2 separate regions of the Homo sapiens genome follow, and region 1 is linked to region 2. A link is an interaction called in ENCODE POLR2A ChIA-PET data of the cell type or tissue named here. Cell type or tissue: OCI-LY7. All regions are shown on one strand. Links, peaks and the distances in the headings refer to the core of each region. The heading gives the core; the rest is flanking DNA.

Region 1 (16,123 bases), core at 6,586-11,585, 250 kb after region 2:
AGTAGAGACGGGGTTTCACTGTGTTAGCCAGGATGGTCTCAATCTCCTGACCTCGTGATCCCCCTTCCTCAGCCTCCCAAAGTGCTGGGATTACAGGTGTGAGCTATGGCACCTGGCCTACTGTAGTTTTTGAAACATATTTTTTCTCTCTCCAGTTTCCCATTTTTACTGAAGACAAATCATGGTAGGACTGGTTTGCTTTATTATACTTGGCCTGATTATTTGTATACAGTGCAGCCAGAATAATTATTTTTTACATAGCCTTTTAAATTGGCTTTGATGGAACTTTGTTCCATAGAAGGAATTTCAGATAAGACTTTTTTAAAGCCAAGCCCAGCCATAGATTTGTACCATCAAATACCTATGAGTTAGGTGAATTCCTCTCCTCTTGAGGGTTTAAGATAAACTTAGGGCTCCTGGGCCTGTCAGAAAGTGACATTCTTTACTTACCACAAGTCAGAAACCCTGTATGGGGACTGTGTAGACAAAGGTATGAGACCAGTATTTCCAAGGGACTTTTATTGGCTCCATAAAACAAGTTTTATTCCTTAAAGGAAAGCACACCATTCCAGCCAAAGCCTTGGTAAAATAACCAGTTTCTTTAACTGTGACGTGTTACAAATGAAAACAGATTCTTATTGCACTTATGCAAATAACTGTATTGTCATAAGTTAAGAATACTCACAAATAGTTTCCAAATTCTGTAGAAATAAGGAAGAAAGAAATGAATATGCTCCAAATTGTGTTCATAGGAGTATATTTTACTCAATTGTTAAAAGCTGTAGATAGCTTAAAAGTTTTCTTGACTCTGAAAAATGAAACGAAAGATCAGCAACGTTTTTAGCAAAAAGTTAAAAAGATCACTTCAGACTTCTGTTATTTTAGTCCATGTAGTTAATTTCTGTTCTGCTTGATATTCATAAATATTTCAGCTCTCCATCAGTCCTGAAAGTTTTTCCTCTATTCTGATGTCACAATCATCAAAGTTATCAGAAACCTGCATTCAAAAGCACCTGTTAGAGTTTTATAGTTGATTATAAAACGACCTTCTAGAGAGGACTAAAACAAGACAATTGTTCATGGATGACAAAAAGTTTTAAGGCAGCCATAGCCAAAGACACAACTGACAAGGAAATTTGTTACCTCTGTGGCACACAATAATTTAACATAACAATTATAATTATTAAATGTACATTAAGCTATATCAGAATTATAGGAGTTTCCCATAATTTTGGGACACATGCTAATAACATATTTATACAAATACAGCCCAAGGGAAACCAAACACCATTTTATACTTGACAATATTTCCTGTACAATTTTTATACCAAATAAGCAAAATATGTCATTTTTGGACTTTAGGGAACCTAATATCTTAAAGGATTAATTAGGTCAGAAAAAGATATAATTTATAATTTTTTTTTTGAGATAGAGTCTTGCTCTGTTTCCCAGGCTGGAGTGCAGTGGTACAATCTCAGCTGACTGCAACCTCTGCCTGGCAGGTTCAAGCAATTCTGTTGCCTCAGCTTCCAGAGTAGCTGCGACTACAGGCATGCACCACCATGCCCAGCTAATTTTTGTATATTTTTAGTAGAGACCAGGTTTCGCCATGTTCGCCAGGCTAGTCTTGAACTCCTGACCTCAGGTGATCCACCCACCTCTGCCTCCTGAAGTGCTGGGATTACAGACGTGAGCCACCATGCCTGGCCATAATTTATAATTTGATTTGGAAAGTTTGTTCAACATCAAAAGTTGAAAACACTTGATATCACAAAGTACCATTACAGGTCACTGTAAAATAAGTAATTTCATTTAATCAAAGTAATATCTCAAGGATTTTTAAAAAAGAAAAAGGTAAAACCTTCATTCTTTGAGAGAGGAGACTTAATTTTCCAAACAATAAGCCCTAATAAAAACAGCATGAAGCCAATTAAATTTGTTTTTCAAAATTTAATGAACACTCTATAAAATTTTAATCTTTACCATAAAATATAACTTCCATAAGCCTTTTATAACCTTTATTCAGGAGTTGGTTAATACCTCAAGAAAACCTTGTTAATCTGACACAGGGGCCCATATGCTGGTCTTGCATTAGTGTACCTTTGACATTGATGATTAATTTATAGAGAAACTGAACTTATTTTATCTCTTAAAATTGGCCTTTACAATCTCACATGTCTACCTCTTCCACGATAGTCCCTAGGCCTTGAGGAGTTGAATAACTTTAATTTCTGGCCCTGTGTCTCAAGAATGCAGTTTATTTTGATTGGCATCTTCAACTGGGACTGAAGATGGGGTTTTAATTGCTGTCAGTGTTTAAAATTTAGCAGGACTTGGTGTCCTTTTTAGACCCAGGAGTCAAAGCCCTGTAACTCAGTGTCACAAGTATTTTAAAAGCAGAAACAGAAAGATACACAGATGTAATAACCTTAATTTTTAAAATTTTTTATGTTTTTTCTAAAGCAAACCAAAACTTTTTTTTTATTATTATACTTTAAGTTTTAGGGTACATGTGCACGTTGTGCAGGTTAGTTACATATGTATACATGTGCCATGCTGGTGCACTGCACCCACTAACTCATCATCTAGCATTAGGTATATCTCCCAATGCTATCCCTCCTCCCTCCCCCCACCCCACCACAGTCCCCAGAGTGTGATATTCCCCTTCCTGTGTCCATGTGATCTCATTGTTCAATTCCCACCTATGAGTGAGAATATGCGGTGTTTGGTTTTTTGTTCTTGCGATAGTTTACTGAGAATGATGATTTCCAATTTCATCCATGTCCCTACAAAGGACATAAACTCATCATTTTTTATGGCTGCATAGTATTCCATGGTGTATATGTGCCACATTTTCTTAATCCAGTCTATCATTGTTGGACATTTGGGTTGGTTCCAAGTCTTTGCTATTGTGAATAATGCTGCAATAAACATACATGTGCATGTGTCTTTATAGCAGCATGATTTATAGTCATTTGGGTATATACCCAGTAATGGGATGGCTGGGTCAAATGGTATTTCTAGTTCTAGATCCCTGAGGAATTGCCACACTGACTTCCACAATGGTTGAACTAGTTTACAGTCCCACCAACAATGTAAAAGTGTTCCTATTTCTCCACATCCTCTCCAGCACCTGTTGTTTCCTGACTTTTTAATGATTGCCATTCTAACTGGTGTGAGATGGTATCTCATAGTGGTTTTGATTTGCATTTCTCTGATGGCCAGTGATGATGAGCATTTTTTCATATGTTTTTTGGCTGCATAAATGTCTTCTTTTGAGAAGTGTCTGTTCATGTCCTTCGCCCACTTTTTGATGGGGTTGTTTGTTTTTTTCTTGTAAATTTGTTTGAGTTCATTGTAGATTCTGGATATTAGCCCTTTGTCAGATGAGTAGGTTGTGAAAATTTTCTCCCATTTTGTAGGTTGCCTGTTCACTCTGATGGTAGTTTCTTTTGCTGTGCAGAAGCTCTTTAGTTTAATTAGATCCCATTTGTCAATTTTGGCTTTTGTTGCCATTGTTTTTTGTGTTTTGGACATGAAGTCCTTGCCCATGCCTATGTCCTGAATGGTAATGCCTAGGTTTTCTTCTAGGGTTTTTATGGGATTAGGTCTAAAATTTAAATATTTAATCCATCTTGAATTGATTTTTGTATAAGGTGTAAGGAAGGGATCCAGTTTCAGCTTTCTACATATGGCTAGCCAGTTTTCCCAGCACCATTTATTAAATAGGGAATCCTTTCCCCATTTCTTGTTTTTCTCAGGTTTGTCAAAGATCAGATGGTTGTAGGTATGCGGCATTATTTCTGAGGGCTCTGTTCTGTTCCATTGATCTATATCTCTGTTTTGGTACCAGTACCATGCTGTTTTGGTTACTGTAGCCTTGTAGTATAGTTTGAAGTCAGGTAGTGTGATGCCTCCAGCTTTGTTCTTTTGGCTTAGGATTGACTTGGTGATGTGGGCTCTTTTTTGGTTCCATATGAACTTTAAAGTAGTTTTTTCCAATTCTGTGAAGAAAGTCATTGGTAGCTTGATGGGGATGGCATTGAATCTGTAAATTACCTTGGGCAGTATGGCCATTTTCACGATATTGATTCTTCCTACCCATGAGCATGGAATGTTCTTCCATTTGTTTGTATCCTCTTTTATTTCCTTGAGCAGTGGTTTGTAGTTCTCCTTGAAGAGGTCCTTCACATCCCTTGTAAGTTGGATTCCTAGGTATTTTATTCTCTTTGAAGCAATTGTGAATGGGAGTTCACTCATGATTTGGCTCTCTGTTTTTCTGTTGTTGGTGTATAAGAATGCTTGTGATTTTTGTACATTGATTTTGTATCCTGAGACTTTGCTGAAGTTGCTTATCAGCTTAAGGAGATTTTGGGCTGAGACAATGGGGTTTTCTAGATATACAATCATGTCATCTGCAAACAGGGACAATTTGACTTCCTCTTTTCCTAATTGAATACCCTTTATTTCCTTCTCCTGCCTAATTGCCCTGGCCAGAACTTCCAACACTATGTTGAATAGGAGTGGTGAGAGAGGGCATCCCTGTCTTGTGCCAGTTTTCAAAGGGAATGCTTCCAGTTTTTGCCCATTCAGTATGATATTGGCTGTGGGTTTGTCATAGATAGCTCTTATTATTTTGAGATACGTCCCATCAATACCTAATTTATTGAGAGTTTTTAGCATGAAGGGTTGTTGAATTTTGTCAAAGGCTTTTTCTGCATCTATTGAGATAATCATGTGGTTTTTGTCTTTGGCTCTGTTTATATGCTGGATTACATTTATTGATTTGTGTATATTGAACCAGCCTTGCATCCCAGGGATGAAGCCCACTTGATCATGGTGGATAAGCTTTTTGATGTGCTGCTGGATTCGGTTTGCCAGTATTTTATTGAGGATTTTTGCATCAATGTTCATCAAGGATATTGGTCTAAAATTCTCTTTTTTTGTTGTGTCTCTGCCCGGCTTTGGTATCAGAATGATGCTGGCCTCATAAAATGAGTTAGGGAGGATTCCCTCTTTTTCTATTGATTGGAATAGTTTCAGAAGGAATGGTACCCGTTCCTCCTTGTACCTCTGGTAGAATTCGGCTGTGAATCCATCTGGTCCTGGACTCTTTTTGGTTGGTAAGCTATTGATTATTGCCACAATTTCAGCTCCTGTTATTGGTCTATTAAGAGATTCAACTTCTTCCTGGTTTAGTCTTGGGAGAGTGTATGTGTCGAGGAATTTATCAATTTCTTCTAGATTTTCTAGTTTATTTGCGTAGAGGTGTTTGTAGTATTCTCTGATGGTAGTTTGTATTTCTGTGGGATCGGTGGTGATATCACCTTTATCATTTTTTATTGTGTCTATTTGATTCTTCTCTCTTTTTTTCTTTATTAGTCTTGCTAGCAGTCTATCAATTTTGTTGATCCTTTCAAAAAACCAGCTCCTGGATTCATTGATTTTTTGAAGGGTTTTTTGTGTCTCTATTTCCTTGAGTTCTGCTCTGATTTTAGTTATTTCTTGCCTTCTGCTAGCTTTTGAATGTGTTTGCTCTTGCTTTTCTTGTTCATTTAATTGTGATGTTAGGGTGTCAATTTTGGATCTTTCCTGCTTTCTCTTGTGGGCATTTAGTGCTATAAATTTCCCTCTACACACTGCTTTGAATGTGTCCCAGAGATTCTGGTATGTTGTGTCTTTGTTCCCGTTGGTTTCAAAGAACATCTTTATTTCTGCCTTCATTTCGTTATGTACCCAGTAGTCATTCAGGAGCAGGTTGTTCAGTTTCCATGTAGTTGAGCAGCTTTGAGTGAGATTCTTAATCCTGAGTTCTAGTTTGATTGCACTGTGGTCTGAGAGATAGTTTGTTATAATTTCTGTTATTTTACATTTGCTGAGGAGAGCTTTACTTCCAAGTATGTGGTCAATTTTGGAATAGGTGTGGTGTGGTGCTGAAAAAAATGTATATTCTGTTGATTTGGGGTGGAGAGTTCTGTAGATGTCTATTAGGTCCACTTGGTGCAGAGCTGAGTTCAATTCCTGGGTATCCTTGTTGACTTTCTGTCTCGTTGATCTGTCTAATGTTGACAGTGGGGTGTTAAAGTCTCCCATTATTATTGTGTGGGAGTCTAAGTCTCTTTGTAGGTCACTCAGGACTTGCTTTATGAATCTGGGTGCTCCTGTATTGGGTGCATATATATTTAGGATAGTTAGCTCTTCTTGTTGAATTGATCCCTTTACCATTATGTAATGGCCTTCTTTGTCTCTTTTGATCTTTGTTGGTTGAAAGTCTGTTTTATCAGAGACTAGGATTGCAACCCCTGCCTTTTTTTGTTTTCCATTTGCTTGGTAGATCTTCCTCCATCCTTTTATTTTGAGCCTATGTGTGTCTCTGCACGTGAGATGGGTTTCCTGAATACAGTACACTGATGGGTCTTGACTCTTTATCCAGTTTGCCAGTCTGTGTCTTTTAATTGGAGCATTTAGTCCATTTACATTTAAAGTTAATATTGTTATGTGTGAATTTGATCCTGTCATTATGATGTTAGCTGGTGATTTTGCTCATTAGTTGATGCAGTTTCTTCCTAGTCTCGATGGTCTTTACATTTTGGCATGATTTTGCAGCGGCTGGTACTGGTTGTTCCTTTCCATGTTTAGCGCTTCCTTCAGGAGCTCTTTTAGGGCAGGTCTGGTGGTCACAAAATCTCTCAGCATTTGCTTGTCTGTAAAGTATTTTATTTCTCCTTCACTTATGAAGCTTAGCTTGGCTGGATATGAAATTCTGGGTTGAAAATTCTTTTCTTTAAGAATGTTGAATATTGGCCCCCACTCTCTTCTGGCTTGTAGGGTTTCTGCCAAGAGATCCGCTGTTAGTCTGATGGGCTTCCCTTTGAGGGTAACCTGACCTTTCTCTCTGGCTGCCCTTAACATCTTTTCCTTCATTTCAACTTTGGTGAATCTGACAATTATGTGTCTTGGAGTTGCTCTTCTCGAGGAGTATCTTTGTGGCGTTCTCTGTATTTCCTGAATCTGAACGTTGGCCTGCCTTGCTAGATTGGGGAAGTTCTCCTGGATAATATCCTGCAGAGTGTTTTCCAACTTGGTTCCATTCTCCACATCACTTTCAGGTACACCAATCAGACGTAGATTTGGTCTTTTCACATAGTCCCATATTTCTTGGAGGCTTTCCTCATTTCTTTTTATTCTTTTTTCTCTAAACTTCCCTTCTCGCTTCATTTCATTCATTTCATCTTCCATTGCTGACACCCTTTCTTCCAGTTGATTGCATCGGCTCCTGAGGCTTCTGCATTCTTCACGTAGTTCTCGAGCCTTGGTTTTCAGCTCCATCAGCTCCTTTAAGCACTTCTCTGTATTGGTTATTCTAGTTATACATTCTTCTAAATTTTTTTCAAAGTTTTCAACTTCTTTGCCTTTGGTTTGAATGTCCTCCCGTAGCTCAGAGTAATTTGATCGTCTGAAGCCTTCTTCTCTCAGCTCGTCAAAGTCATTCTCCATCCAGGTTTGTTCCATTGCTGGTGAGGAGCTGCGTTCCTTTGGAGGAGGAGAGGCACTCTGATTTTTAGAGCTTCCAGTTTTTCTGTTCTGTTTTTTCCCCATCTTTGTGGTTTTATCTACTTTTGGTCTTTGATGATGGTGATGTACAGATGGGTTTTTGGTGTGGATGTCCTTTCTGTTTGTTAGTTTTCCTTCTAACAGACAGGACCCTCAGCTGCAGGTCTGTTGGAATACCCTGCCGTGTGAGGTGTCAGTGTGCCCCTGCTGGGGGGTGCCTTCCAGTTAGGCTGCTCGGGTGTCAAGGGTCAGGGACCCACTTGAAAAGGCAGTCTGCTGGTTCTCAGATCTCCAGCTGCGTGCTGGGAGAACCACTGCTCCCTTCAAAGCTGTCAGACAGGGACATTTAAGTCTGCAGAGGTTACTGCTGTCTTTTTGTTTGTCTGTGCCCTGCCCCCAGAGGTGGAGCCTACAGAGGCAGGCAGGCCTCCTTGAGTTGTGGTGGGCTCCACCCAGTTCGAGCTTCCTGGCTGCTTTGTTTACCTAAGCAAGCCTGGGCAATGGCGGGCGCCCCTCCCCCAGCCTCGCTGCCGCCTTGCAGTTTGATCTCAGACTGCTGTGCTAGCAATCAGCGAGATTCCGTGGGCATAGGACCCTCTGAGCCAGGTGTGGGATATAGTCTCGTGGTGCGCCATTTTTTAAGCCGGTCTGAAAAGCGCAATATTCGGGTGGGAGTGACCCGATTTTCCAGGTGCATCCGTCACCCCTTTCTTTGACTCAGAAAGGGAACTCCTTGACCCCTTGCGCTTCCCAGGTGAGGCAATGCCTCGCTCTGCTTTGGCTCGCGCACCCACTGGCCTGCACCCACTGTCTGGCACTCCCTAGTGAGATGAACCCAGTACCTCAGATGGAAATGCAGAAATCACCCGTCTTCTGCGTCAGTCACGCTGGGAGCTGTAGACTGGAGCTGTTCCTATTCAGCCATCTTGGCTCCTGCCCTCAGCAAACCAAAACTTAATAATAATATGATAACTTGATCATGTAAAAGTTTTTTTTTAGGCTGGGTGCAGTGGCTCACACCTGTAATCACAACACTTTGGGAGGCAAAGTCAGGCAGATCATCCGAGGTCAGTTCAAGACCAGCCTGACCAATATGGAGAAACCCCATCTCTACTAAAAATACAAAATTAACTGGGCATGGTGGCGCATGCCTGTAATCCCAGCTACTCGGGAGGCTGAGACAGGAGAATCGCTTGAACCGGGAGGCAAAGGTTGCAGTGAGCTGCGATTGTGCCATTGCACTCCAGCCTAGGCAACAAGAGCAAAACTCCATCTCAAAAAAGAAAAAAAAAAAAAAGTTTTTTAAAATAAATCCTCTCTGTGTGACTTAGACCATTCACGACATGCTTGGACTTTCTGGTTTGGCCTGAACACCCTTCTTTTTTAAACAACCAGTTATTTACTTTACTCCAGGACTAAATTTACCATACAAGATTCTTTCTCATATGAAATTATTTCTTTTTCAGCTTTCTTACCAATAAAAAAACTCTTCATTTTTATAACTTATTTTACATTTCTCTTATTTCATGGTTCCTTTTACCTTGTTTTACACATGACCTTTAAATAAGCTTTGAATTAGATGAAAAGTGTTCACATTTTTTAAAAGGACACACTTTTTTAAAAAGAATGTTTTCTTACAAATATATTTTTATTGGAAAATACCCAAATAATGAAATATCTATTATGTAATTTAATATAATTTAGATTCTAAATTATGACAAGTTTGTCTATAAGTATGTATCCAATTACAATTACCTAATTATTTTATTTTAATTGTTTTTTGTTTGTTTGTTTTTGAGACAGTGTCTCACTCTGTCACCCAGGTTGGAGTGTAGGGACATGATCTTGGCTCACTGCAACCTCTGCCTCCTGGGTTCAAGCAATTCTTCTGCCTCAGCCTCCTGAATAGCTGGAATTACAGGCATGCGCCACCACACCTGGCTAATTTTTTTTTGTATTTTTAGTAGAGGTGGGGTTTTGCCATGTTGGCCAGGCTAGTCTAAAATTGCTGACCTCAAGTGATCCACCTGTCTCGGCCTCCCAAAGTGCTGGGATTACAGGTGTGAGACACCATGCCTGGCCTAATTTTTTATCTAGATTATTTATGAAAACTGCAATAGTCATTGTTTAAAGTTATGGAACCACCATTGCAAAATTATAACTGAGACAGTGAAAAGATTTAACCTAACTGACTCCATCTTGCTTCTAACCTCCAAACTGCCCTTGCTCATCCTGGACTTTGGGAGGAACTTAGCTTATAGTTTAGCTTTCAGACAAAGCTAAACTAATAGCAGTTCAAACAAATAGCAGTTCTTTCCCAAAACAAACCTCATTACTACCTGTGGACTAGACTGCCTAAAGTCACAGAATTAGAAGTTATGGTAATTTTATTAAATAATTCAAGATGTAGTTATTTTCATTAAACCAATATCAATGTCTTATTTATTAAAGACTATACAAGCAAAGTTTTATTCTGTCTTGGGCTAGGTTTATAATTTTGTAAGCCCTATGCCAAGTTTTGACAACTTATAGTATTTGGCAGGGATAAGTATGAAATTGCTTGATTAAGAAATGCAAATAAAAATGTATGCTGGCAATTCTTATGACATTTCTAATATTATTTTACCAATAATTTTAAAGCTAGTTTATTTATTAAAGATTTTACTTAAGTTCTGTAAACTTGAAAAAGCATTTGACTAGTCTTTTCTTTTTTCTTGATAAAGTATATGATTCAAGCACTTTTACTTTTCTTTAAGCCAATTAATTAGAGCTCTTTTATATATTTTCAGTAGTGAAACATTGTGTACACAACACATAAATACATAGATGTGCATGTATTTCATGCCTATCAAGGTACATCTTATAGATTCAAAAAACCCTTTTTTTCCCCCTGTCTTAGACTTTCAGATTCTTGATAACCTGCTTCACAACCCTAGGCAGTTGTTAGCAAAACAGACTTAAATTTGCATATTAAAGGAAATAACCCAGGTGAAAATTAAATAGCAAAATTTACATCATAAGATACAGAGAGGGCCGGGCGTGGTGGCTCATGCCTGTAATCCCAGCACTTTGGGAGGCTGAGGTGGGTGGATCACCTGAGGTCAGGAGTTCAAGACCAGCCTGACCAACATGGTGAAATTCCATCTGTACTAAAAATACAAAAAATTAGCCAGGCATGGTGTGGAGTGCCTGTAATCCCAGCTACTTGGGAGGCTGAGGCAGGAGAATAACTTGAAACCAGGAGGCGGAAGTTGCAGTGAGCCGAGATTATGCCATTGCACTGCAGCCTGGGCAGCAAGAGCTAAACTCCGTCTCAAAAAAAAAAAAAAAAAACGAACATGAAGGCCTTTTAAATACAAACATACACACGCTCTCATACACACATACATTTTGGATGTTAGCTTTTAATTAAGCTGACTTTAACCATTAAGCTGCTTTAAAAAAATTTTTTTTCTTTTTTTTGTTTTTTTTTTTAGGCCAGGCGCGGTGGCTCACACCTGTAATCCCAGCACTTTGGGAGGCTGAGGCTGGCAGATCACAAGGTCAGGAGATCAAGACCATCCTGGCTAACATGGTGAAACCCCATCTCTACTAAAAATACAAAAAATTAGCCAGGCATGGCAGCACTCACCTGTAGTCCCAGCTACTTGGGAGGCTGAGGCAAGAGAATCATTTGAACTTGGGAGGTGGAAGCTGCAGTGAGCTGAGATTGCACCACTGCACTCCAGCCTGGGCAACAGAGCAAGACTCCATCTCAAAAACAAAAATTTTTTTTAAATCTCATTACTGAAGCAGCCTTATTGTCTGGGGTGATACCCAAGGTTTATTATCTCACAGCCACAAAGATCAAGGACACGAACACACAAGAGTGAGGTTAAGAATGGAAGTTTAGGGCCAGGCGTGGTGGCTCATGCCTGTAATCCCAGCACTTTGGGAGGCCAAGGTGGGTGGATCACCTGAGGTCAGGAGTTCGAGACCAGCCTGGCCAACATGGTGAAACCCTGTCTCCTCTAAAAATACAAAAATTAGCTGGGTGTGGTGGCAGGCACCTGTAATCCCAGCTACTTGGGAGGCTGAGGCAGGAGAATTGCTTGAACCCAGGGGGCAGAGGTTGCAGTGAGCCAAGATCACACCATTGACTCCAGCCTGGGCTACAAGAGCTAAACTCTGTCTCCAAAAAAAAAAAAAAAAAAAAAAAAAAAAAAAAACGCTCGGCGCGGTGGCTTATGCCTGTAATCCCGGCTCTCTGGGAGGCCAAGGCAGGCAGATCACCTGAGATCAGGAGTTCGAGAGCAGCCTGGTCAACATGGTGAAACCCCATCTCTACTAAAAATACAAAAATTAGCCAGGTGTAGTGGTGGGTGCCTGTAATCCCAGGTTCTTGGGAAGCTGAGGCAGGAGAATCACTTGAACCCAAGAGGCGGAGGTTGCAGTGAGCCAAGATTGCGCCACTGCACTCCAGCCTGGGCGACAGACAGGGACTCCGTCTCAAAAAAAAAAAAAAGAGAATGGACGTTTAATTGGCAAAAGAAAGTGAATAGCTCTCTGCTACAGAAAGGGGTCCTGGAAAAATGGATTGCTGGATCCACAGTGAAATGCAGGGAGTTTTATAGATGAGCTGATGGGGAGGCGGTGTCTGATTTACATAGAGTGCAAAAAACTGGTTAGGACCAGATGTGCCATTTGCATAGGGCATGAATCTCTGGTAGCCTCCATCCTAATCTTTATTTTATTTTATTTTTTTGAGACTAGGTCTCACTCTGGTTAACTAGGTGCAATCTCGGCTCACTGCAGCTTCGACTTCCTGGGCTCAGGTGATCCTCCCTCCTCAGCCTGTTGAGTAGCTGGGACTACAGGCATGCACCACCATGCCTGGCTCATTTTTCGCATTTTTAGTGGACACAGGTTTTGCCATGTTGCCCAGGCTTGTCTCAAACTCCTGCACTCGAGTGATCCTCCTACTTCAGCCTCCCAAAGTGCTGGGATTACAGGTGTGAGCTACCATGCCCAGCCTCCTAAAATTTTATTATGCAGATGGGTTATCCGCCTGAGCTGTGCCATGTTACCCATTTCTTTCTTACTGTACACATCCTAACAAAAAAGGGAAGATGGAGCCTCCATGTTGGACATGCTTGGTCCCCAGGTAGCCCTTTTCTATTGACACAGCTGCCAGCATTCCCCCGTGCAAGCTTCCAGCTTGCTTATCTATGTTTGCAGCTCGATTTTTCAGGCTTCTCTGTTTTAGGGAAAAAAAATGATTTTGGGGGACTGCTTACTGTTAGAGGGGAAGCTCTGCCGAGGACTCTTTTGCCCTCACTATCTGCCTAAATAATTTCTTTCTACCTCCTGTATCATTATCATATTTCAGCTAGGACAAATTGCTGCTATTTCAGAAGTACCAAGTATCAAACCAGAAAGGGCTTGATTTAGGAACAAAAACCCAGGCTGTCATGGTGGAAAAAAGAAAGTAGAACCTTAGCTATCAAACTGTAGCACGGGGTAACAGTCATTGCTTTCACTTTGGCCTGGCTAGCAAAAGGTGGCCTTGTTATGTAAATAAAGCCCCTTTTGTAGTCAAAATAAAAAATCTTTCCTCCTTTTTTTTCTTTTGCTGGCCATTTTTTGCCCCCACCACACCACCTTTTTTGTGTGTGGGGGAATTTAGGCAGTTCAGAGGACTTGTTCCCCATAATTTGGAACTTCCTTTGTATTTGATCAAGTTGGATAGAGTTGACCAAACCCAATGGGAAAAAGACCGAAACAACAACAAAAACAGAAACAAACAAACAACAACAACAACAAAAATAGGTAAACTTATGTGATCACTTAGTGCTCTAATGGTAAGGAGAAATTAAGACCAGCTGGTTGTTAATTTTCACTTTAGCCACGACAATCCTCAATTCAGTTACTTACCTAGGGATGGGTCTCAGGCTGTAGACTGCTCTCTACCACTTTAGAAGCCTGAAAAAAAACTCACCTTCCCTGTTGGAAGCGAGCTGAAACTCTATAAAGGAGTTACCTGCCTTCCATCATCATGGAAACAGGAAATCTTGCCTTCCTTATTGGAAGCAGTAAAACTCCAAAAAATAAGAGGAGTTGCACAGCAAAATAAACTTTAGATTTCAACCAAATTTGGGGAGATCAGGGATTTTCTGGAGGGGGTGCTCTTAGGCCTCAGCAAATTGTCCTATTGGTTTGAGCCATGAAGTTAGCTCATGCTGGTCCCAAGCACTGATAGATTTGTCAAAGGTCAGGGGCATCTCCACTCAGAATCCCCCCATGGTTACCAAAATGTGAACCCCAAAAATCTGAAACAGGTCTCAGTTAATTTTGAAAGTTTATTTTGCCAAGGTTGAGGACACATGCTTGTGGCACAGCCTTAGGAAGTCCTGATGACATGTCCCCAAGGTGGTCAGAGCAGTTTGGTTTTTATGCATTTTAGGGAGACATGAGACATCAATCAACATATGTAAGATGAACATTAGCTCAGTCTGGAAAGGCTGGACAATTCAAAGCGGGGAGGGAGCTTCCAGGTCATAGGTAGATAAGAAGCAAATGGTTGTATTCCTTTGAATTTCTGATTAGCCTCTCAAAAGGAGGCAATCAGATATACATTTATCTCAGTGAGCAGAGGGGTGACTTTGAATAGAATGGGAGGCAGCCTTGCCCTATGCAGTTCCCAGCTTGACTTTGTCCTTTAACTTAGTGATTTGGGGGGGCCCAAGACTTATTTTCCTTTCACAGAAGTATCATATAATATTGAACCAATAGAATGTAAGCCATGTCTGAAACACCCAAAGCCCAAGCGAGCATAAAAATCCCAGCCTGCCACCAAACACTGGAGGACAAGAGCACTACTGTCCCTGCGTCTCTCTGGAGTAACTGGACAATTTCATGTAAGTCGTGAGGTCTTTACGACTCCCTCGTGCTGGTTAGGGTAAACAAAATCCATGAGCAAAAGAATACTTTGATGAAAACAGCCAAGAAAAGCTGACCAAATCCTGGCACTAAAGTAGCATGGGGCTTCCCTTTTGTTAGTTCTCATCGCCAGCTAATTGAGCAATACACTGATTTTTATTAACTTGTTGAGTGCAAATAAATGTGTGTATGGCAAGCATTAACTGGCTCACAGTTTTCTTGGTTGCCTCTTCTGATTGACATCTTTGAACTTGGTCTTTGCTGTAATCTAAGCAAAAAATCTAAATTAAAGAACAATGACATAATAATTGGCATTCAGTTTAAATAGATCAGGCATATTTATAACAGTTCACCAAGTATGTTTATTGCAGCACTGTTTGTCATGAAAAGGAAGTGTTAATTAATATATTCATTTGATGTAGTAATATGCAAAATTTTAAATGAGACATTTTCATGTGCTTTTATAAAGAGACCTCCAAGATATATGTGTCATGTAAAAAAGCAGTATGGGGTTCCACGTGTATAGTATAATTTCTTTCCTGTTTAAAAAAAAAGTTTATAAGTAGACAATTTGTAGGGTCACTTCCATCAAAAATGGTTGAGTAAATTCAAGGGAAAATCCTTCCTTCACTCCAAACAGATCAAATTAAAATGACAGATAATATATCCCAAATATGTATTAAAAAGACAAGCCATGTTCAATAAACAAAATAAGCATCCTTTGAATTGTTAAGGGAAAGATAACAGCTGGGGGCTTAAGTCACAGGTCTGCTGGGCTACACGACAAGAAACAGCACCTGCCAGGAACCCAGGTCTTTTGGAAAACTCACTGGATGTTCTGATGCATGACAGGGGGTTGTATAACGTTGTGACTGCTAGCCGGGCTCCATCCATCCATCCAGAGCCACTTGCCTAGAGTGATTGAGAAGAGCAGAGAGGACAAGGCTAGCCCAGCCCTGTCCCCAGCCCTCTAGGCTGCCATGCAGAATTGGACTTTGCCTACAGCTGGCTGGGGGTAGGATCAAGCAACATACTGTCTGGATTTTTTGTTTGTTTGTTTGTTTTGAGATGGAGTCTCGCTCTGTCGCCCAGCCTGGAGTGCAGTGGCGCAATCTTGGCTCACTGCAACCTCCGCCTCCCGGGTTCACGCCATTCTCCTGCCTTAGCCTCTCTGAGTAGCTGGGACTACAGGTGCCCGCCACCACGCCTGGCTAATTTTTTTGTATTTTTAGTAGAGATGGGGTTTCACTGTGGTCTCGATCTCCTGACCTCGTGATCCGCCCGCCTCAGCCTCCCAAAGTGCTGGGATTACAAGCGTGAGCCACCGCGCCTGGCCTGGATTTCTTTTTTTAAATGTAATCCCCCTGCCTGTCAAATGTAAATTCTAGGCTGTGGAGACAGGCTTGGCACCACTTAACATGAAGGCATGCAGTGGGGAGAGAGGGAAACCTACAACTCCAAAGTGGACTGGCAAATTTAGCACCCATTACAATCTTTTCCTAATGAATCTGACTCTGCTGGAGTATGAAAAACTGCATTTTCTGAACTCCCTCTGAGCTAGCGTTCCTTGTGTCAATCACGTGCACACTTGAGAAATCTGAATTGGGATAGGGCTTAAATGGGAGAACGTGGGAGGACCTTGAGTGGAAGG
Region 2 (16,123 bases), core at 3,705-8,704:
GGTGGCTCACGCCTGTAATCTCAACACTTTGGAAGGCCAAGGCGGGTGGATCACTTGAGGTCAGGAGTTCCAAACCAGCCTGGTCAACATGGTGAAACCCCATCTCTACTAAAAATACAAAACAAATTAGCTGGGCGTGGTGGTGGGCGCCTGTAATCCCAGCTACTCAGGAGGCTGAGGCAGGAGAATCGCTTGAACCGGGGAGGCGGAGTTTGCAGTGAGCCAAGATGGTGCCACTGCACTCCAGCCTGGGCGACAAAGCAAGACTTCATCTTAAAAAAAAAAAAAAAAAAAAAAGTCCTGGGCAGAGAGGGTGAATCCCTTCATCATCAAATTATATTCCTGAAAGCCCAGCATTCTCACCGTGGCTCAAACAACCAAAATGAGAGGAGATGTGTTTGTGAACTAAAGAAAATCCGTGTAGGGGACAGTTTTGCTGTGCCTAGAAAAGTGTGTAGGCCAGGTGCTGTCACCCAAGCCCTTGTGGACTGGCAGGTGCGAAAAGAGGAGGCGAGATGAGGAAGCAAATCCTTCAAACCTGCTTCAAGGAAGATGCTTTGCCTTGATGGGCAGCAAATTCAAGAGAGGAGCTTTTCATGTTAGTTCTGGATAGACCTCTGGAATTTATATTCCCCTTAAATGCTTTTGGGCCCTCCCATTAAATATGGGTGGTCATCTTTTACCCCAAGGAAGAAATTTCCGTGAAAAACCAGGATGCACATCCAGATTGCATGAAAAGACTGCACTCGGGGTATCTGGTGTTTGCAATCAGCAAGAAAAACTATCCAGGGAGCCTCATGGCTATTTTTATTTTGTAGACCCCAGAAGAAAAAAAGTGCACACCCTGCTTTTCTTCTTTGTATACTGGTGCTTTCTCCTCAGTTAAAAGAAAACTGTTTATATCAAAGCTGATTATAGGAAGATTTTTGGGGGTTTTTTTGGCCATGTCATGAGGTGTTTTTTATTTTCAGTAATCGTGCAAATAATGTTCTTTAATGAAAATTATTTGTATGATTAATACAAAATTATTTGTATTAATTTTCATTACAGAAAATTATTTGTATTATTTTCATTATAGAAAATTATTTGTATGATTTTCCATTATAGAAAATTATTGTATGATTATTGAAAATAAAACACACCTCATGGCATGGCAAAAAAAAAAAAACCCTGCTATAATCAGCTTCTTCCACATGGCAGCTGGAGTCTGGAAGATGATGGGGTCGGGAATCCTCCAGGCTCTTAGGAAGTCTCACACCGCTTCTCCTGCTCAGCAGTCTCTTGGGTTGGTTGGCAGGGTGTTCTGCATCCCCATTTTCCTTAGCTTGGCCTTATGAAAGCTAGCGATTTCCTCCATGCCCAGTTCGTCTGCCATTTTCTTAAAACAATCCGAGGCGTCCTGCTCTGAGCCCAAGCTCCTGATGCTCCCGCTGGCATCACTGCAGCAAAAGACCTGTAGGAGGTATTTTTAACTCCAAAATAAATGTTAGTACCCAATCACCCACAGAATGTGTGTGACCTTCCCTGACCTGCCCACTAAAGTCAATCCCATATTATTCTCTGTCGCAGCACGTGTGTATGTCCCTCACAGCACTTACAACAGCTGTTTTTTGTTTGTTTACTTGTTTATTGATTATCCCTCTCACTAGACTGTAGGCTCTGTGAGGGCAGGCCCTAGGTCTGTTCACCACTCTTTCAGCTCTTAACAAAATGGCACAGAATGTGAATGTGGTAAGCAGTTGTTGGATGAGTAAATGAGTGAAGAGAAAGCTTAATGTCATCCAAATTGTACTGAATGCAAGACAGGGAAAAATGGAATCTTGGCTGGTTTCTCCATTGAACATTCTTTCAGGCATGAACAGGACTATTAAGTCTATTGCTCTTTTTCAATAGAGCCCAATTATAATTACTGTTAATTTACCTGTGTTCTCCAAGAGGGACTATTTAAGCCAATTATTGACATTAAAACATAGAAATATGAAATTTCACTGTTGAGATGGCAATCTATTTAAAATATGTTCTAATTTGACTCTTTTGTTATGAGGCTTTCCTGACAAATCTCCTTATAAAAGCCAAGCCTTCCCCTAATTGAGACTAATCATGGTAGAACCATTAGTATGCTGCAGACAACAGGGCTGAAGAGCGAGCTAGTCCCAGAGTTGAATCCAAGCTTGGCCACTGACAGCCCTGTGACCTGGAGCAAGTCAGCTTTCTTGAGCCTCCATCAGGGCTGCATGCCTGGTACAGGCCAGACCCTCAGAACTATTCCATTCCACCACTCTCACCACCAGCCAAGGGCAGCCAAGCTACACAAGGCACTTCAGAATTCCTCACCAGGGCATTAGTAACGTTTCACTTAAGAAATGAGAATGCAGGCCACATTCCTATTGCTCCAACTCAAACTTTCTCTCCCGTCTCTGTTTGTTTTACCCTTTAATAGAAGATGGGCTTCCACAGTGTACACACTCCCTACCCTATTGCTCCTACTTACACAGAACTACATTGCTCCTCCTGCCACTTCCACAAAGCCTCCAATTGCAGCTTTTTACATTCTTGTGCAACACAGCTAGTGTTCAAGGGCTAAAGAGGGCAAATGTGGTACAGAGGCTCAGGTTTTTCTAGTTCCATCATCAATGGCTTGCAGTGAGGAGATACACATGCAGCATGTAGCCACACACACAGCAGAAACAGGGTATATTTCTTTACTATTCAGAAAGCCTTCACAAATCAATTAGGAAAAAGCAAACTACTCAATAGAAAAATGAAGAAAACAGAAAAAGAAATGTAAAAGGCCAGTAGCCTGTGAAAATATGCTCAAGCTTACCCATAATTAAGACAGATCAAAACAGTGAGACACCATTTTCACCTATCAGATTAACAAAAATTAAAATCATTCAGGCCCAGTGTTGGCAGCAGTGTGGAAAACCAGGCACTCTTATACACTATTGACAGAAGTACAAGCTGAGCAATTAACAATATAAAAAATTTAAATACAAAACTCAACTATATTACATCAACTTCTGTTCATCAAAAGTCCACTCGTTTTAAAAGTGAAAAGATAGCCAAGCATGGTGGTGTATGCCTGTATTCCCAGCTCAAGGCAGGAGGATCACCTGAGCCCAAGAGTTCGAGGCTGCACTGAGCTGTGATCGCACCATTGTGCTACAGCCTGGGCAGCAGACTGAGACCCCGTCTCAAGAAAAAAAAAAGTGAAAAGAATCAACAGATGGGAAAGATATTTGCAAAACATTTAACTGATAACAGACTAGTAAGCATAATATTTAATGGAATTCTATAATCAATATGGAAAGGACAAGCACTCCAAAAGAAGAAAATGGGCAAAGGTAATTATCATAAGAAGAGATACGTATAGCAAAAAAATAAAATATGTGAAAAGATGCCTAACCTCACTAGTAATCAGAGAAATGTAAACCACAACAAGAAAGCATTTCACACCAATCAATTCCACAAAAATTAAAAGTTTGACAACAGCAAGTGATGGTGAGGAGGTGGAGTAACTGACTGTGGATAAGAGTGTAAATTACAATAACCACTTTGGAAAGACTTTTTTTTTTTTTCCTTTTTTTTTTTTCTTTTTTTGAGAGAGTCTCACTCTGTCACCCAGGCTGGAGGGCAGTGGTGCAGTCTCGGCTCACTGCACCTCCATCTCCTGGGTTCAAGCAATTCTCCTGCTTCAGCCTCTGGAGTAGCTGGTAGCTGGGATTACGGGCTCACACTGCCACATCCAGCTCATTTTTTTTTTTTTTTTTTTTTTTTGAGATGGAGTCTCGCTCTGTCGCCCAGGCCAGAGTGCAGTGGCATGATCTCGGCTCACTGCGAGCTCTGCCTCCCGGGTTCTTGCCATTCTCCTGCCTCAGCCTCCCGAGTAGCTGGGAGTACAGGCACCCGCCACCACGCCCGGCTAATTTTTTTGTATTTTTAGTAGAGAAGGGGTTTCACCGTGTTAGCCAGGATGGTGTCAATCTCCTGACCTCGTGATCTGCCCGCCTCGGCCTCCCAAAGTGCTGGGATTACAGGCGTGAACCACTGCGCCCAGCCAATTTTTGTATTTTTTTAGTAGAGACAGGGTTTCACCATGTTGGGCAGGCTTGTCTCGAACTCCTGATCCTCATGTGATCTGCCCACCTCAGCCTCCCAAAGTGCTGGGATTACAGGTGTGAGCCACCGCACCCGGCCTGGAGAATACTTCCAATCTCATTGAAGATTCTCATAATCTATGAACCAGTCAGTAATTCCACTCCTAAGCAAATGTCCTAGAGAAACCCCCACACATACACAATCAAGAGATGATGTGTACAAGAATGTTCATAGAAGCACTGTTTGTAACAGGAAAAAAACACTGTACAACTTTAATGTCCATTAACCAGAAAATGGATACATAATTATAGTATATTCATACAATTTGAAGTTATACAGTGAAAATAAATTTCCTTTAAAAAGGTATCAACATGGAAGAATCTCAGAAATATAATACTGAGGAAAAGACGATGCAAGTTTCAGCCAGGCACAGTGGCGCATGCCTGTAATCCCAGCTACCCGGGAGGCTGAGGCAGGAGGATTGCTTGAGGCCCGAAGTTCAAGACCAGCCTGCGCAACATAATGAGACTCAGTTGCCACAAAAAATGTGTTTTCGCCAGGCACAGTGGCTCACGCCTGTAATCCCAGCACTTTGGGAGGCCAAGGTGGGTGGATCACGAGGTCAGGAGTTCAAGACCAGCTTGGCCAAGATGATGAAACCCTGTCTCTACTAAAAACCACCAAAAAATTAAAATTAGCCAGGCACGGTGGCAGGCACCTGTAATCCCAGCTACTCAGGAGGCTGAGGCAGGAGAATCACTTGAACCTGGGCAGCAAAGGTTGTAGTGAGCCGAGATCACGCCACTACACTCCAGCCTGGGCAACACAGTGAGACTCTGTATCCAAAAAAAAAAAAAAATTGTTTTCATTAGCCAGGCATGGTGGCACAAGCCTGTAGTCCTACCTACTCGGGAGGCTGAGGTAGCAGTTCGAGCCCAGGAGTTAGAGGTTATGGTGAGCCATGATCACACCACTACCCAGCATGGGCAACAGAACAACACCCTGAATCACAATAATAAAAGATGCAAGTTTCAGAAGAATACATGCAGTAAAATATAATTTACGTAAAATGTTAAAACATTAAAAGCACTGTATAGGAATGATAAACACCAAATTCTGGATCCTGGTGTCCTCTAGGTAGAAGGGAAGGGATGGCAAGATCAAGGTTGTATAAAGCAGCATTCTGCTTGTGTTAACAGTGTTATTTTTTTAAGCTGCTTTTATTTTTTATGTCTATTCATCTGCCTTAAATAGTGTATATTTTAAAACTTAATGTATATATACTTTCATCTAATTCCATTGCCAGGAGTTTATCTTATGTAAGCATTAGCGTATGCGATAACTATCTGCAGAGCATTTTACCAATACTTGCCTTACTCAAATCATCATTCTAAAAACCACAAACTGTCTTTTCACCTAACAAGTTGTTTTTTTTAAGAAACTCATTCAAAAAGGAAATTAGGACCCAAAGCATATTAGCAGGGTGGGTTAGCATGCCCCAACCAGGGTGGTTCCCCGGCCGCTGTGACATCAGGTGCTGCTGTTCATCCTGCCTGCCTAGAGACAGTGCACCTGGCCTTCTGCCTTGCCCTGAGCTGGTGCCGCTCAGCTGGTTCACACTCATGCGGCTGAAAGCTGGGCAGAGTCGGGCTGTTGGCATCATCGCCAGGGTCAACACTTGGCTCACACAGAGGGCACACCTAGGGGTCTGTGAAGCCTTCTTGGGCTGGGGCCTGGCTTTCACAGTCAGGAAGTTTGTGGCTGAAAAGGAAAAGAATGAAGCTTAGTGTAGAGGGAGAGGCTCTGGGTGCTGGGTTACCCCACAAGGAAAGCCCCACTTCTCAGCCTGGCCTGGGGCTGGGAGTGGGAGCACAGCCAAGCAGTCGTGACTCAGAACCTCCCCACTGCACTGAAACCAGAACTGGGTTGCCTATATCTATTTTATTTGACTACCGAGTAAAATTATTTCCAAAAATAAAGGGCTACAAATAGAAGTTTAGAAAGCTCTGAGCTAGAGAGTACTGATTAGACATGTGGTTCTCAACAGAATAATAAAACTTTTTACAACCATTCTTCCATTTCTTCAGCTGTAGGGGGGAAAAAGGCCTGATAATACCTGCCTTCCCAAACCCTGCAGGGCTGCTGGAAGGATCCAGTGAGGTAATAGCCAGCTTCAGCTAAGAGGCCCTTAGGAAAAAAATTTATTATTTCCTTCCTTCATAATGGAGGGTATTTCCAGTTCAAATAATTGGTCATGCAAACAAGACCGTGTGTTTCTTCTAGAAAAAGAAGAAGGAGATGAAGAGGAGGAGGGGTAAGAAGAAAAACAACAACAATTTAAAAGGAGAGAAACTGTGTTCAGGTGGCTGCCATGAAAGGACATAGAGGGTGTGGCAGGAAGGGAAGTGTGGAAAGGAAGAACAGCTGGTGCTTGCCCTGCACCAGACACTGTGCAGTGTGTGAGATGCTTCAGACATTTCACATCGTCCTCACAGAAAGTAATGCAAGTGCTGTTAGTGCCATTTTATAGATGAGAAAACTGAGGTGCAGACAGAATAAACAACTTGGCCAAGGTCAGGCAGAGACACTTCGTGCCCAGGTTGGTCTGTCCTTGGGGTGTGAATATTCCTTCCACAGCCTTGCCAGCGGCTCCTACTCCTAAACGTGGGTGTCCCCTGGCCCTACTTCTCTTTCTCCCTTTCTGTGATCTCCCTGTAAGATCTGCAAGATCTCTTTCATCCCTTGAGTTATTTCCTCTGACTTCCAGCCCACTGGACATTTCCCAGTTAAGAGCCCATTGTCTTCACAAACGCCATCTCCAAAAGGAGCTCCTCCCCTGGCCACTGGCGCACCCCCCCCTCCACCTAAGGGCTGCAGGGCTGCCATCTTCTCCCTGCCATCCATGCTCAAAATCAACATCACCTCTGGTGATTTCTCCCCTTTGCTGTATACACAATCAATTATCTCCATTCTTTCTTCAAAATCTCTTATTTCTCGCTGTTCATTTTCACCTTTTCTCTTAACACCCCAGCACTGTGACCTTACGTCAGCCTGGTTCCTTGCAGAAGCCTCCAACGGGTCTCCATCAATGCTTCGAGTTTATTCTGCGCACTGCTGCCAGACTTCTGGTCCTTAAAAACACCCCCTTCATCATACCATTCACCTGCCCTCCCACCTCTGCAGGCTCGCCCACTGCCTTCACCAGATCAAGTCCACACTCAGCCCTGCACTCAAGGCCACCTGCACCTGGCCCCCCTACGGCTTCCCACCCTCATCCCCCACTCCTCCTCTCTCCAGTTCCTCAGTTTAGCAAAGGGATTACTCCAACATCATGCTCCTTTCTCCCCTCCTGACACATGCCGTCCATCCTCCCCCAGCTGCCTGTCCCCCTCCTGCCTTGCCTCTGGCCCACCTCTCAGTCAGGGCCTCCAGAGCCCTCTTCCCAAGGCCTGAAGGACTCATTATCTGTGCTGTTGATCAAGCAAGTAATTATGCACAGCCTTGTAACGCTCTTCTGTTTAGCCTGGAACAGGCATTGAAACTGACTAGTGCTATTTAATCTCTATATCTCGTGTCTGCCTCTATGTCTATATCTACATATCTCATCACCTAAATCCTATAAACCACTTGAAGGTGACGACTGTCTAAAAGGTCTTGGTTTCTCCCTACAGTGCCTAATAGGTAGATGATAGGTGCTGGATATATGTGTTGAGCTCGTTTTTCTTCTCACATAACTTAGCCTCAAACAAATAACCAGGGCTGGTCAGAACAGTAAGCATCACCCTTAGAAGTCTGCTCTTGGCCACCGCAAATCTGCCACCGGCCAGTTTCATTGTAACCCCTCAGCTCAGGGTCCCCCACGGGGATCGCTGGTCTCCAGAGTGATCGCTGACCGAGGCGAGGCGCTGGAGGCCGCCCCAGCTCGGCTCTGCCTGCTGATTTGGCGACCGGATTTCCATGCCCCTCCCTGGTCCCGAGCTAAAAGGAAACATCCCGGGGATGGGGGATGGGGTGGGGGGTTCCTGAACCCTGAACCCTGACCCCTGCTTGGTGAAACCACCCCACCCCAGCTCAGGGGTCGTCAAAAGCACCCTGGGGAACCTCTGCCCTTGGGAGAGAAAGAAGACACTGCACCTTTAAGTCTGCAGCTGGTTGAGAAAAACAAGCTGTGATTTATATAAGCGGGAAAATCATGTGATTTGCAGGAACGCTCCCTCCTCCCCCGACCCCCCGCGTCGCCTCCAAGCCCTTCCCAGAGGGGCCCGGGCGGCGGGCTGGGCCCGGCTGCCCATGAGGGGCGCGGGTGGGGGGCGCGCCGAGCCTCGGTTCACAAAGCCTCTTCCCCGGGCGTGCATTCCCGCAGCTCTTCCTTGCGGACCTCAGACGCGGGGACAGGCGGCGGCGGGCTCTGGGGCGCGGCAGTTTGGTCCCCACGCTGCCTCGCGGCGGGCTGCCGTTCAGGGGGTCCTCGGTGGGGCCCCGCGGTCCTGTGCCTCCGAGGGCGCAGGAGGCCCACTCCCCCGACTGGGTCGGCTGCTACCCTCAGGCCAGGGTGTGCGGTGGAGAAACTGAGGCTCTCCTCCAGCTGCTCTGGGAGAAAGGAAAGCCGGGGACCCCACACACTGGCGTCTGTGTCCCAGAACACCCAGCAGGGGGGAGAGCAATTTAAGAAATAATCTGGTTGGCAAAGGGCGTCATGAAAATCAGCCATTTCTAGAGCTGAGGGGCGGTGGTGTTTAGCCCAGAGGACCTAGCTAGCTTTCAGGGAAAAAACGGATGTGGCCTTTCAGGCAGAGCCCAGAAAAAAAGACCTGTGATTAGGAGACCCTAAGAACCAGCAAAGAACTTCTAAATATTGGAGGGGAGGTGGTGTAGCTGCAAAGAGCCCACACCCACGCTGAGTTAGCTCTGACAGCTTCTAAAGGAAAGGGAGATGCTTAGATTATCCTGAGAAACTGGAGGATCTCCTGAGTGACCTGAAAAGGTCATCTCACTCATCCGCCTGTGGCTGGAGTAAAATATACGGAGCCCATCCCAGGACTCCCAGTGGGAGAGGATGAACAATCACTTCTGAAACTAAGCTCAGGAGAAGTTGAGGAGCTTTCTCAAGGGAGAAGAGCTGCCAGGAGAAGCAAGGGTCTCTCTCAGTGCCACTTCCTTTCCATAAACCATAATGATGGGCTCTGAAATTGTCCAAGGAAGGAAACCCATGGCTTCTCAGAGCAACCAGTACCAGGGGTTCAAGTTCGTCAGAGAGCATGTTGAAGTTCTATTTTATTTTCCTCCATTGGTCACCTGCTGGGGATGAGGCATAGGCCTAGTGTTGTCACCTGGAGGAAAGACATGATGCAATTAACAAAGCTGCTAATGCCTCCTCTCACCCTGACCTCTGCTCTTAGCCTCTGTACCAGCCCACCCTCTGCATCCTGCACAGCCAGCTGGGCCCTGAGAGGTCCTCCTGGCCCTCCTCCCACCCGTCCTTTGCCTGTCAGATGGAGGGTCTTTATGCTGAGATCACTGGAGAAACAGAGCTTCAGTGCACTCTGTCACACCAGCAATGAGAAAACCTTTCTAAAGGGGAAAGCTCACAGTAGGCAGATTCCTGATTATTCCATAAATCCTGGAGAAGAAAAATATAGGTTAACATAAGGATTCAAGAGGATGACACTCTGTGTGTTCAGGCATAAGCTAAATTCACTCATTCCGTTATTTAGTGATTTTGTTATTTAGGGTGTGCCTGGCACTGAGCTAGGCGCCGGGGCTACCACATGAATAAGACAGAGATGGCCCCTCCCTGAACCCTGCCGCATGCCCTTCCACTCTGCCTCCCAGGACAGGAGGCTATGATACACTTTCCTCTCCTGCACCAGCATATGTCTGTCTCCTTCCCAGCCCACCCCTAGCAGGTGTTGTCCCCAGCCCCAGCTGCTTATGTCTCGTGTGTTCTGCCAAGAGCTGCTTCTGTCAGAAGGCACTAACTCTCTGGTGATTGGGTGGTGGATAGAAGAGGTAACCTAAAGGCCTGTCCAGAAAATGAGATCAAAGTTGGCAGCCTCCTGGGCCCCTCCCAAAAAAGGATATAGCCACCACCATTTATAATTAATTCAGGCCCCACTTCACTCTGTCCCACCTGCTTTCTGTCTCTCTCTCTCTCTTTTTTTTTTTAAGATCTTTTTCTGATATGCCTGGTTGCCCCAATGCAAGTCTCCTCTTTCTGAAGCTTCCTGTGCCACCAGGGGCCTGTCCACCTCAGAGACCTCTCAGGTGCAGCTCAGCTGCATCCACAGGGGGTCCTGAGTCCCTAGGCCCTGCACAGATGTCTACCCAGGTTCTCTTGGTCTCTTCCATAGCTATGAGGCCTCCTCATTGAGGGTGCCCAAACACCACCCTTAATCACAAGTTTGCCAGCCTCCACCTTCTAACCCTCCTAGACCACATCAGCCCCTGCCTTATTCCAGTATTTTCCTGATTTCGCCTATTTCCAGCTTCCCTCAGCCATTCACAAGCACAGCCTGATGCTGTGCATAGGAAGACCTGGCAGTAAGCCTATGGTGAACAAATATTTTTAATGAACAAACAGAAATTATGGCCCCAAACTGAAAACACCCTGGAAGCCACAAACTCTGTTACCTTCAAAAGAAGCCAGATCTGGACCGCTGAGGTTTTTAAAAAATGCAATGAGCGAATTAGTGAAATCAGTTCATCACGGACACTGTGTCTTTCAGGAAATGAAGCCTCCGAAGAAAAAAGGGATCCTAGCCCCTGCCAAATTCCATTCTGTTTCAAATTAGCCTTCCAGTAAAATGAGGGGGCTGTCCTAACTGGTCTTTAAGGTCCTCCTAGTACCAGAGCTCTGAGGCTCTGTATTTCCCCTGAACAACCTCTTGGAACTCTCCACATTCTCATAACAGAAGAAAATGCATTTGTGCTCTGGGCTGAAGCTCAGAAGTGGGCTTTCACGACAGTCATTTCAGGCCTGTTTCCCTTTTTCTCCCTTCCCTGAAAGGGCCTCTGGTCTTTCCCAAGCTGCCTGAGTAGAAGGAAACACACAGCTCCCCCAGAGCAGAGAGGCCCGCGAGAGGGAAAGCTGGCCCAGGCCCAGGGCAGGCTCGCCTCTGACTCTGCAGGGACATTATTCCCTCCCAGCCAGCAGGGAACTTCTGGAACTTCTAAACAGCACATCCTCGAGCCAGCCCAGGCCCCCACAGCATCCTGCACCCCAGGTTTACAAGCTTTTTAATGGTAAGTAACACATTTGGCAAACCTCCTCAAGTGTGAGCCAAGCCAGGCCTTTTTCCCCAAGTCCCAAGTAACAAAGGGATGCTGGGCTGGGCCAAAAACAGGATCTATCTAGCCAGATGAGCCTAGAGCCTTGGTTCTCGGGGCCAAGGCTGGACAGGACCAGAGGGAAATGTCCTCGGCCAGCCTCACTCTGGTCTCCGTCACCATGCAGGCTGGTCCAGAGATTTCAGGATGCATCACTGATTCCAGGCAGGGCTCCATCCCCGGCCCACACTCAGCCCAGGACCTGGCCAGAGAATCACCAAGCATTCCCGGCAACACGATGCACGGCCCATTTTCCATGCCAGGCTCTTCCAGGGTCTCTGGGTGGGAGCAGCCCGGCCTTCTCACTGGGTTCCTGCTATGTCTGGGGGGTACAAAAAGCTTATGTTGGCCAGGCGCAGTGGCTCATGCCTGTAATGCCAGCACTTTGGGAAGCCAAGGCAGGCAGATCAATTGAGGACAGGAGTTCAAGACCAGCATGGCCAACATGGTGAAATCCTGTCTCTACTGAAAATACAAAAATTAGCCAGGCATGGTGGCACATCCTATAGTCCCAGCTACTCAGGAGGCTGAAGCAGGAGAATCACTTGAACCTGGGAGGCAGAGGTTGCAGTGAGCCAAGATTGCGCCCCTGCACTCCAGCCTGGGCGACAGAGCGAAAACCTGTCTTAAAAATAAATGAATAAATAAATAAAGGTATATGTCTCCATCAGAGATAGTCAACTGCCATATATCTCTGCTTTCAGATGATTTTAAAGAGAAGGTGTTTTGAAAGCTCGAGACATGTTCTGGGCTTGGCTTTGGCTCTACCTCCATCTCTGTTTTGAGAAACACAGTCCTCTTCTCTGTGTATCTGGAAATCTTGGAGGCACTGAGCTGTGTTGCAGGGACTTCCTCATTACCCAGGCTGTGCCTTGTCCAAGTGTTGCCAAAGGTCTCCAAGAAGAGAAATCCATCCACTCCTTCCTTCAGGCTGTCTAACTGGCGTGCCTGCCCTGTCATATCCAAGCAGTGACCCCAGCCCCATTCCCCTAAGAGTAGGGACTCCATCATTGTGTCCCCGCAAGCTTGCAGTTCTCTCAAATCTTGTCACAACCCCCCACCTTCTGGGTGCCAAGATGCTCAGACGGTTTGTGATTCCTCTGATGACCTCTGGCTGGGATTCCCTGCTTCCCACCTCTCACCCTCTATCTGCACCTCAACTCCCACAGCTGCTCTCCTCTCCCACCCGCTCTTTATCACCCTTTGCTTAGCCCCGTCCCTGCATTGCCCCAGCCACGCCCAACTCACACGGCAGCAGACTTTTACTCAAGGTTAGGGGTCATAGAGAGGAAATGACAGTAAGCAAATGAGAATCTACGAATAGACATTACCCTGAAAGTTCACCAACCATCTCCCACCTCAGAAAACTTCTCACTGTTCCCTAAGTCCCAACTTAAACCATCTTCTCTCCAGCCTTCCCCTTCTCTTCTAGACCCTTCTACCCAAATTCCAAGTTCCTGGGGATTCATCTTGCAAAACAATTTGTCTTGCCTTCCGCATGCCCAGAAAGTCTCATTGTTCTCACCAGAGCGCTTCCCTATCAGGGTTCATCATAGCATAATCCTCAAAACAGAGGCATCTACCTCCAGGATAGATGCCAGCCCGCCCCTGGAATGATAAAGCACAGCATTTTGTTTTCTATGTAACACTTTCTTCCTATCCACCCGCCACCACCGCCCCCTTACATCTGGTACCCCTGACAGTCAAGAAATCCACCCCAAAATGTTCCTGTTTTCTTTTTCCTTTTTGCTCTTTCTTTCCTTTTTCTTTTCTTTACTCCTCTATAGGCATGGCACATCACTGATCAGCATTCCTGCTGCAGTCGAAATGGTGATCTAATTAAAAATAAGTCAGCATGAATCAGATACAAAAGCACAAAATATTGTATGCTTCCCCTTACATAAGGTACCTAGAGTAGCCAAATTCCCAGAGACAGAAAGTAGAATAGTGGTTACCAGGAGCTGGGGAGAGGGGAGAAAGGGGAGTTATTGTTTAGTGGGTGTGGAGTTTCAGTTTGGGAAGATAAAAAAGATGGAAAATGATCATGGTTGCACAATAGTGTGAATGTACTTCATGTCACTAAACTGTACACTTAAAAATGGTTAAAATGGTACATTTTATTTTATTATTTTTATTTATTTATTTATTTACTGAGACGGAGTCTCGCTCTGTCACCCAGGCTGGGGTGTAGTGGGGCCATCTCGGCTCCCTGCAACTTCTGCTTCCTGGGTTCAGGTGATTCTCCTGCCTCAGTCTCCCAAGTAGCTGGGACTACAGGCACCCACCACCACGCCCGGCTAATTTTTGTATTTTTAGTAGAGATGAGGTTTCACCATGTTGGCAGGCTGGTCTCGAACTCCTGACCTCAGGTGATGCGCCCACCTTGGCCTCCCAAAGTGCTGGGATTACAGGCGTGAGCCACCATGTCCAGCCAAAATGGTACATTTTCCATTATGTATACCTTACCACAATACAAACAATAATGTCAATAACATTCATTCTGACCTCAAGAGAGACCTGCCGTTAATTCCACAAATAAGGGCTTTTCCCTCAGCAACTTTGGATCATATCACTTCTGTGAACTCCTGTGCAGAGAGGCTGTGCCCAGGAGATCAGCCTCACCTGCCTCAGGCTTGGTGGTCAATCTTTCTGCTGACCCCACCCATGTGGCTGTAGACTTTATGCTCCCTTCCAAACTGATGGAAAACAGAAGAAGCACACAGCAGCTGCCACTGGAATAGGAGCCTTCAGACGTTGGTTTTAAGCCTAGTTCAGCTGTTAACTAGCTATGCGGCCTTGAACAAGTTATTTAATCTCTCTTTCAATATCCTTATAAAGAAAATGGAGAGGATAATAGCCGGTCCCCAGTGAAATAATGGATGCGAACAAACACACTTTGAGAAGTGTGTGCAAGCTGGTTTCATCATCTCTTAAACATCTCAGATATAAGAAGGAAGTTGCTACCTGGAAATAAGGAGGTAGACGGCAAATAGCTAAGTAAATACAACCTAAAAATACCACTTTGATCTTGGGCCAATGTCCCTGAATCATCATCCTCCTCAAAGATGGAATGAAGCAAGGTCCTTCACAGTCTGGTCTCTACTAAGAAAACCCCATTTTACTGAGACACTGATTTTCCCCATGATTCGCTTTTATTCAGAGCCAATATCCAGCTTTGTCCACAGGGTGCCCGCTGCGTTGCTTCACTGAGGTGAGGAGTGGGTTCTGAGCAGGAGCATCGTCGGGGAGGAGTGGGAACAGGACAGAGGGAAGGGCTGATTCCCAGGAGCACGTGTTCCCAACAAGGCCCTCTCATAACGTTCACAGCACTCGGGCATGTTGACTGTCAAAAGACAAATGAAAAGGTGACAGCATGAGTAGGGTAGATACAAGACTACAGTCTCATAAAAGACGGTGGCCTGATAGTGGCTTCAGATGGTGGCATTGGCTGCCCCTCAGTCTGGCTGCCAGCTGGTCCCGCTGCCCTGGCTCTGGTCCCTTGGGAAGTAAGAGGCAGCACTTCTTGTCAGGAAGTCTCTCTTTCCCTCAGGCCTTAGGAAGAAGTTCAGGTCCCCACAGCCCAGGTGAGTCCACACTCTTCCTCCCTCTGGCCTCCCCTGCCTCACCAGGACCCTCTCCTGTCCTTCTCTCAGCTGTCCCTTCCCACCTCCAGGGAATGCCCAGAGGCACAGGTCCCTGTACTCCACATCTCTGGCCCCAGCCACACTCAGGCCCGTCTCACACACCTCACAGTGACCCAGCTCAGCCCAGATGGAAGTCATCTGGTTAGGGCTTCAGACTGATTTCACCAACAGTGACGTTATGCTTGTCCACACCCATTCCCACATCACCTCCTTCCGAGTCCCCTTCCCACTCACACAGGCAGTGCCAAGAAGTGAAAATGGAAGCAGACTCAAAGAACCCAGGCTGGGGTTGTGTCTGGGGACACGACCAGGGCCCAGGGCTTGGACCATGGACAACTTCAGGCTCCGCCTTATCCAGCCCAGCCTCCCAAGCCGCTGCCACACCACAGCTGCAGAATCTGCAACCTACAGGAGCTCGCTTTTCACTTAAAGCCAAGGGAGGGGAACGGAGAGATTTCCCGCAAAGCCGTTCTCTCATAGGGTAGCCTGTTTCCCTGCTTCCCTCTGGGCCTCAGGACACTCAGGGTGGCCTGTCCTTGCTTCGGCCCCACAGCCTTCAATCCAAGCCAGCCAGGGGTGTCTGCGTATCACCACACCCCAGGTCCAAGGACCCAGAGGGGCAGAGGGTTTTTGCGGGCTCTGAGAATGTCACCATGAGTTGCAAAATTTATGGGATTTTAACTTTACCCAGCCAGGGCAGACCCAGAGGACCTTGATTCCGTGGACGACCAATGGAATAAACTGTTTCTACAAATGGGGCCTCATCCCAACCTCCTCTCCACCCCTCCTCTCAAAGGTGGCCTGTTTAAAAGCAAGCTACTGTAACCTTACCACACCTTCCTGGGAGCTGGGTGGAGGGCAGGGGTAGGGGTGCTGAGCAATCACTGTGGCTGAGAGCTCCCTGGAAAGCGGGAGAGAATTCAAGAACTCCCCATTCTTGAAAGAGCCAGAGTGGTTCCTCACAAGAAACCTTGGAGTGTCACTGGCCGAACCGCTAGCACAGCCTGGAATGTATGAGCCACCAGCTTCTCCACCAGTGGCCCTCTCAGTTCCTC

Evidence for each region. ChIA-PET counts read pairs that join two places held together with the same protein. Peaks named below come from ENCODE experiments on the same cell type or tissue, not always from the same donor. Only the 100,000 strongest peaks of a DNase experiment are listed, where the experiment ranks them.
Region 1: POLR2A ChIA-PET joins it to region 2 with 5 read pairs; 4 of 35 experiments call an interaction of 5 or more read pairs at or near these places.

The regions. Positions count from the first base shown.
Region 1 is chr12:57,638,850-57,654,972 of GRCh38, reverse strand. No RefSeq gene overlaps it. Among named protein-coding and RNA genes, the nearest start is that of B4GALNT1, 14 kb to the right of the region's middle. In OCI-LY7, for the core only: no CTCF peak of the experiment used is centred there; a DNase peak (open chromatin) is centred at 8,912.
Region 2 is chr12:57,888,957-57,905,079 of GRCh38, reverse strand. LOC283387 (a long non-coding RNA gene) reads left to right here and starts at 8,598. Exons shown (of 4, transcript NR_148947.1): 1 at 8,598-11,340. LOC101927608 (a long non-coding RNA gene) reads right to left here and starts at 10,841. Exons shown (of 2, transcript NR_187681.1): 1 at 10,729-10,841; 2 at 8,248-9,428. It overlaps LOC124902948 (a long non-coding RNA gene), which reads right to left. Exons shown (of 2, transcript XR_007063336.1): 2 at 14,558-14,767. RefSeq lists enhancers at 5,539-5,618, 5,779-5,998, 6,599-6,648, 11,457-11,957, 15,160-15,454. In OCI-LY7, for the core only: no CTCF peak of the experiment used is centred there; DNase peaks (open chromatin) are centred at 5,649, 6,529 and 8,279; H3K4me3 peaks cover 3,256 bases; H3K27ac peaks cover 3,694 bases.